Regions from separate parts of the Homo sapiens genome. Here region 2 is linked to region 1. A link is a contact called in ENCODE Hi-C data. All regions are on one chromosome and are shown on one strand. The core of a region is the stretch at or near the end of the contact, and the rest is flanking DNA. Distances in the headings are between cores, read along the strand shown. Region 1 holds the start of DNAJC21 (DnaJ heat shock protein family (Hsp40) member C21). Region 2 holds the start of CPLANE1 (ciliogenesis and planar polarity effector complex subunit 1).

Region 1 (3,386 bases), core at 336-2,835:
CTCTTGGGCTGAAGGGATCCTCCTGCCTCGGCTTCCCAAAGTGCTGGGATTACAGGCATGAGCCACCACGCCTGGTCAAGATGTTCCTTTAGACTGAAATTTATATCCAGCATAGTTACCTTTAATTATACAATGTTACAGGCAAAAATCCTTCTTACTTCAGAAGGTAAAAGAAGTAAGTGATTCCTACAGGCTGTATCCAAAACCAAATCAAGTTGGAGGGAGAAAATACTCCAAATTAAGTTGGAGGGAAAAAAATACTTTCCCTTTCCGTTTTTTTTTTTTTTTTTGTCCCTCCCTTCCCCCCGCCCACCATCCCAATTCTGTTCTCAGGAGGGGAAAGGTTTCATTCTCCCCCAAACTCAGACTTCTCAATCCTTATCCATTACCAATTTACCAACTAACTGAGACTGTGTAGAATCTTCCTCTGGAAAAAAGGGAAGTGTATGAATTCTGAGTAGTGAGTTGGTTGGTCAGTGGCGTGTGAAGTAACCTGATGAAGCTTAGCGTGGGTTTTTTATTTTACTGGGGGCAGCATATTGGGGAAGAGAAGGATAACCTTACTAAACCGCTTGGGTACGCCAACCCTGTGCAATAGATATTAGCAACATAGCTAACCATACATGGTTAGTAAATACAACCCACACCTAACTGATGCATGTAAACATTCCACATTACAGTGAAATATATTGGTGTATTAATGCATTTTAATAATTATGGTATTATTTTGATACCTTTCAAAGTGTTTGGAATAATTGTGCAGATAGTCAGATCAACCAAAACCTACCAGTTAAATACTATCCTTTAACTGCTTTCTTAACCTAAACCAATCTTGGAAAGGTAGGATTAGAGGCCAGAAAGTTAGGATTAAAGTGTGTTGGATGGATAGATCAGCACAATTTCATCCATGTTGGTGGTAAGGCTTTTCATTAAGTGTGTTGATGCTTCCCTTTTAAATTGTTTCCGCTTAAATAATCTAACTGTCCTTTCTCAAGCATATTGGTCAAGATGATCAATACCAGATATCTTAAGTGGCAGCTGAAGAGAATTAAAGAGATTAAAAAAAAAACCTGATATTCAGTCCAACCGAATTCTGCTACTGTATTAGCTGAGGAGGCTTGAGCCAACCACTTGACCACTTGGAGTCTGAATCGCCTTATCTATAAAAACGGGGATCCATTGAGAAATTATAATCAGATATTTTCCAGAATCCTCTCCCATCCCAGCTCCTATCTCCCCCTTCAGCCCTCAGGTCGGCTGCCACTCACACTGACCGCCATCTGTGCCCCTCACAATGACACCAGCGTGGCCCTGCCTCCCTTCCGCGCGGCCCCGCCTCTCGCCCCGCCGAGGCCCCGCCTCTCACACCAAGGTCCCGCCTTCCTCCTGTTCTTCCCGGCCAAGGCCTACCTTCCTCCCACGCGGCCCGCCTCTTTCCCCGCCAAGCTCCCGCCTTTCTCCTGCGCGGCCCGCCTCTCTCCTCGCCAAGGCCCCGCCTTCCTTCCTCGGGGCCTCGCCTCTCACCCCGCCGAGGCCCCACCCCCTCCCGCGCGGCCCTTTCCGGCACAGAGCCCACCCCTAGCCCATGCGAAGCGGCGGCCGCCGGCACCGCCCCCGCCGCGCTCCCGCTTGCCGCAGCCTGCGTCGTCTGCCGCCACCGCGCGCCTTCACTGACCTACACCACCGCCGCCGCCGCCGCCGCCGCCGGGCTCGCTGGCTGGCCCGGTGCGGGCGGCGGACTCCCGCCGGAGAGGACTGCCAGCGCCGCCGCCGCCGCCGCTTCGGCCCGGGCCCGGGCCCCGACCCCGTCCCGGGCCCCAGCGCCGGCCGCCCGCCCGGTCGGGCGATGAAGTGTCACTATGAGGCGCTGGGGGTGCGGCGCGACGCCAGCGAGGAGGAGCTCAAGAAGGCCTATCGGAAGCTGGCCCTGAAATGGCACCCGGGTAAGTACCTGTCCCGCAGCCCCCGCGGCCACTCGGAGAAGCCCGGCCCTCCCCGACCTTCCCTTCCCCCGGGCGGACTCCGCGGAGCCAGCAGAGAGGGACCTGGCGGCCTAGGAGCTCCTTGCCCCGCCCGGCCAGTGCCCGGAGCCGCCCTGCCCGTCTCGGTGGGCGAAGCGCTCTGCCCTGGCGCACCCCGGCTCACACCCCATCTCCTCATACCCGCGACCCCGGCCCCGCATCGCCACTGTAGGGGGAAAACTGCAGTCCAACAACCTCACTTGCTCCCGCTACCGGGTCGCAGACACCACGAGGGAGCAGTCGGGAACTCGGAACTCAGACCTGCCCCAGGCTTGCTTTTCCCTGCGTCCCTTGCAGCGCAGCCTCTCGGTGTTTTTCCTCCGCTGCCCTCCACCTCGTCCGGGAATCCCAGATACTTCAACCTGATGTATGGCTCTTTTCGTTTCTTAGTTAAGAAGTTAAGACACGGGAGCTAGTAAAATATCTTTTCAATAGGGATGCGCTTTTTTCGCTGTTTTTTTTTTCTTTTAATAAGCTGTTTAAGCAGACCTTGTACTTCACTTTGGACATGATTCTGCCGGGGAAGGTTTTAATCAGGCGGCTTCCCCAGTAAAGTTTGTATGTTTACTTAGAAGTATCCTTCCTTTGGATGTTTCATTGGTCTGTAATCCAGGCCTGTGTGACTTTTATGAAGTAATCTGATCTTCCAGGCTGGGAAACTAAGAGAGTAGTTGACTTTCAGCTTTTTGAGGTTCATATGAAGAGGCTTTCATATTAGCATTCATCAGTAAACACGGTTACAGAGTATCCAATATATGCAAGTCACTGCACTCTACTAAGTAGATTTGGAAATGCTGAGACAGGGGTCTTAGAGTCTTGTTAGGAAAACAACTTTCTGCCTTACACAAATGAAAAGTTAAATACAACTGCCAGAAAAAAATCGCAACATACATAATTGGTGGTTAGATTAATGGAACAACTAATATATGCTCCAGGAATTCAGGGAGGGAGTTACCATTTTGTATTGAGTCTTCCCCTTCTCAGAGGAGTTTGGACTGGATCGTAGAGGAATGCAATTTGGAAAAGTGAACTCAACAGTATGGAGGATAGCATGGTGGAGGACAAAAGATGTTCCGGGGGACAGTTTGACTGAAGGTGGTGTGTATTGCAGGTCTGAAAAATAGGGATTATGAGAGGAGTGGAAGGAAAGGTCAGGGACCCAAAGTCAAAAGGGAATGGCTATGGTGATGGAGTGAGAGATAGAGGTGTGGGTCTGTTACTTAAAGTTATGCTTACCAACAGAGGCGTGAAAAAATGTGATTATAAATATATTAGAAGAGCAGAAGTAAATGAACTGATGTTCATCATAGCAGTAAGTCAGAAGATACAGCCAAAATTAATAAATGTAAAAATAGTGTAGAAGTA
Region 2 (3,386 bases), core at 236-2,735, 2.3 Mb after region 1:
GGATTCAAGTGATTCTCCTGCGTTAGCCTCCCGAGTAGCTGGGACTACAAGCGTGTGCCACCACGCCTGGCTAATTTTAAGTAGAGATGGGGTTTCACCATGTTGGCCAGGCTGGTCTCAAACTCCTGACTTCAAGTGATCCATCCACTTCGTCCTCCCAAAGTGCTGGGATAACAGGCACGATCCACTGCGCATGGACCACTGAAGATCTTAACTGACAATTTTCATAAAGTTTTGATTTATATTTTATTTCTGAGTTGAAGTTTTGCTCTTGTAGCCCAGGCTGCAGTGCAGTGGCGCGATCTCGGCTCACTGCAACCTCCGCCTCCCGGGTTCAAGCGATTCTCTTGCCTCAGCCTCCCGAGTAGCTGGGATTACAGGCATGCACCACCACACCGGACTAATTTTTTTGTATTTTTAGTAGAAACCGGGTTTCACCATGTTGGCCAGGCTGGTCTCGAACCCCTGACCTTGGGTGATCCGCCCGACTCAGCCTCCCAAAGTGCTGGGATTACAGGCGTGATCCACTGTGCCCGGCCAAATTAGATGGGCTTGTTTTTTTGTTTTTTTAATAAAATAGCTTTAAAAGAAAAACTACTCAGAGACAGCACACAAAGATCTATCAAGATGCTAGCTATCAGTCAGCACGGAGGCTGAGATGGGAAGATCGCTTGAGGACAAGAGAGTTCGAGGCTGCAGTGAGCTGTGATTGTGCCTGTGAGAGCCACTGCACTCCAGCGTGGGCAACGCAGCGAAGACTCCGGCTCAAAAATAAATAAATAAAATTGCAAATAAAATAAATTCTCACAAAAGGGTTAACCAAATGCCAGAGAAACGCCGGCATTAGAAAAGCATCATTTGCAGCTCCTAATGAAATAACAAATCCAGTCAATAGTATCAGCGCTGCTAAAATTATTGAGTGAAAAAATACTGGGAACTTTATGCACTGACATACCCTAAATCCATTAGTCAATCTTAAAATTGCTAAGAGCGAGGAAAATTGACGTTCTATTCCTCCGGATCCTGCTCGAGAAGCTGGGGGACTCGGGTCCGGTGCCGAGGTGTGGCCCGAGCCTGGCACCACCCACGCCGGCCGGGTGACCCCGGCCCCTTGGGGCTCCCGCGCTCCGTCAGCAGGCGACGCTGGGAGGCTGGGGTAGGCCCAGAGCGAGGACGGGCCCGGACTGGGTAGTGGGGATGTACCAGGGCCGGGTGCGGCGGGAGACGGCCCGGGAGGCGGAAGGTCGCGGACCTGCCCGACAGAAGAGTAGATGAGGGGAGACCGAGGACGCCCGGGTCCGGGGAGCTTACGAGGAGGCCAGGATCGCGGGGTAAGGAATCCGCGGGCAGTTACCTCCGCCAGGGGCAGGGTCCGGCCAGTCAGGCGCGAGAAGGCTAGGCGAGGCCGACTGCGCGGGGTGAAGACGCCAGGCCGACAGCTGCGGGCCCTACCGCCAGCCCTGACGCGAGCCTGCGTCCTGGCGACGGCGGAGGGCGGGCAGGGGGCGCGGGCGCTGCCACGGCGCCTGCTCAGAACCGGCCGGGAACGCCGCGGGCGGGTCTCCCCGGTCCTCCGCCCCTCCAGCCCTGCTCTCAGGCCTCCGCCCGGGCCCTCTAAGCTGCCAGCCGCGCCCGCCTCCGGGCTCCTCGCCCCTCCTCCCGCGCGCTCCCCTCCTCAGCGGCCGCCGGACCCCCTCAGTTCACTTCTCCCAGTTAACGCGTTCCTCGGACGCTGCTAGTTTGAGCGCACAGGCATTGGGCGGGGCTCACGGGGGAGCCGCTTAATAACCGACCAACATGAAACTCAAGGGCTGCCCCTTCCTAGCGGGGACCCTGCACAGACCCGAAAATAAGGGGTTTTGCTCTGCCCTCCTCAGTTCACGTGGGCACCTTGGAACACTGAAGAAGGCATTTTCCGAACTCACTGTCCTACGGACTTATTCTCCGCACTGTTTTCGCCTCCTTCGCCCTGTTCTCGTGACTGACAGGAGCAGGGGTCACAAGCAGGCAGCCCGAGAGCTCTGCTCACCTGGAAAAGCATTTTTGTGTAGCTTAAATGTGAAGGCCTCAGGCAGTGGCCTGTTGTCCTCCTCCACATGCGCCCATCTTCACTCTTTCATGTGACTGGCCTGTTTTTGAAGGCAGGACCCTGTCACCCTTGGCTAGGCCAGGTATGTTCTGCACCGAAAATGGCCCTGCCCTCTGCATTGGATGGCTAGCTCTTAGGTTGGTTTATTTTAGCAAATAAGCGTTACAGGGTAGGCGAACTGGCTGCATCAGAACCACAATTACCCCTGTGTCTCTGGGTGGGATAAATGGCGGATGGCATTCTGGCAGCTCAGCCCCACTTATCTCAGAGGTTATAGATCTGAGGTGGTTTAGATCCACCCCCAAATCACGAACATTTTACATAAGCCGTGCTAGAGTTAGCATAAAAGTCTCACAGAAAAATTTGGAAACTGAGAAATCCTAACCTATTCCCACAATCCTGTGTTCCCATTTTTAGGTCTTAAGATATGAAGACAATGGGATAACTGAGGCTGATTTTGCTGTGTGGCCATTAGACCTAGAAATATTGGTGTGATTCTGGAGTTGATTGCTCCACACGTTTATTTATTTATTTTCCTTTTTTTCCCTCCTCTTCCTCCTCCTCTATTCTTTAAAAACGTATGGAAATGTATCCGGCAATGTTTACTGTAAAAAATAATGTATGGAAATGACTACAATTTGCTAAAATAAAAATCATTGAGCACTTATGTGTGTCAGACACTATGCTAGGTATAAAGAGGGGAAGATGGTGTCCCTATTCAAAAGAGAGTCACACACACTTAAGTTACAGTGCAGTCATAAATACCATGATCGCAGTATGCACAGGTCCATTTTCTCTATCTGGGTGATGGGAAGGTTCAAAACTAAGCTAGGTTTTGAATGAGGAATAGTTTCATTTTGAAGCACATCCATTTTGCGATGCCTCTGGAGCTATCTAGTGAACAATTTAGATGCGTGGTTCAGAAGCTCGATGGGAGGCTTGGGAACACAGAATGTGTAAAATAAGCATCAGTCTCCCTTTCACCCTCTCTGCACTTTTTAAGGGTCATCTGTCTTTAGTATATATTGGTAAGAGATTTTATGGAGGATACCAATTCTTTTTTTTTTTTTTTGAGACAGAGTCTCACATTGTCACCCAGGGTGGAGTGCAGTTGCACGATCTCTGCTCACTGCAACCTCCGCCTCCCGGGTTCAAGCGATTCTCCTGCCTCAGCCTCCCAAGTAGCTGGGATTACAGGTGCCCACCACCAGGCCCAGCTAATTTTCGTATTTTTAGTAGAGACGGGGTTTCACTATGTTGGCCAGGCTGGTCTTGAACTCCTGACCTCGTGATTCAC

The links. A loop is a pair of places that touch in the nucleus more often than their neighbours do. Pooled maps may share reads with other maps.
Region 2: a loop to region 1 is called in a pooled map, with 11 times the contacts of the local background. The contact joins the promoter of CPLANE1 here to the promoter of DNAJC21 in region 1. A Hi-C loop is called at or near these places in 7 of 50 pooled maps.

Annotation. Positions count from the first base shown.
Region 1 is chr5:34,927,974-34,931,359 of GRCh38, forward strand. DNAJC21 (DnaJ heat shock protein family (Hsp40) member C21) reads left to right here and starts at 1,586. Exons shown (of 12, transcript NM_001012339.3): 1 at 1,586-1,943. The coding sequence starts at 1,847. It overlaps LOC124900961 (a long non-coding RNA gene), which reads right to left and starts at 1,708. Exons shown (of 2, transcript XR_007058731.1): 1 at 1,676-1,708; 2 at 1-1,160. RefSeq lists silencers at 1,262-1,731, 1,742-1,811, 1,842-2,041 and enhancers at 2,070-2,715, 2,182-2,351.
Region 2 is chr5:37,247,891-37,251,276 of GRCh38, forward strand. CPLANE1 (ciliogenesis and planar polarity effector complex subunit 1) reads right to left here and starts at 1,486. Exons shown (of 53, transcript NM_001384732.1): 1 at 1,355-1,486. It overlaps CPLANE1-AS1 (CPLANE1 antisense RNA 1), which reads left to right and starts at 1,156. Exons shown (of 2, transcript NR_134263.1): 1 at 1,156-1,331; 2 at 2,507-2,756. RefSeq lists silencers at 987-1,126, 1,327-1,806.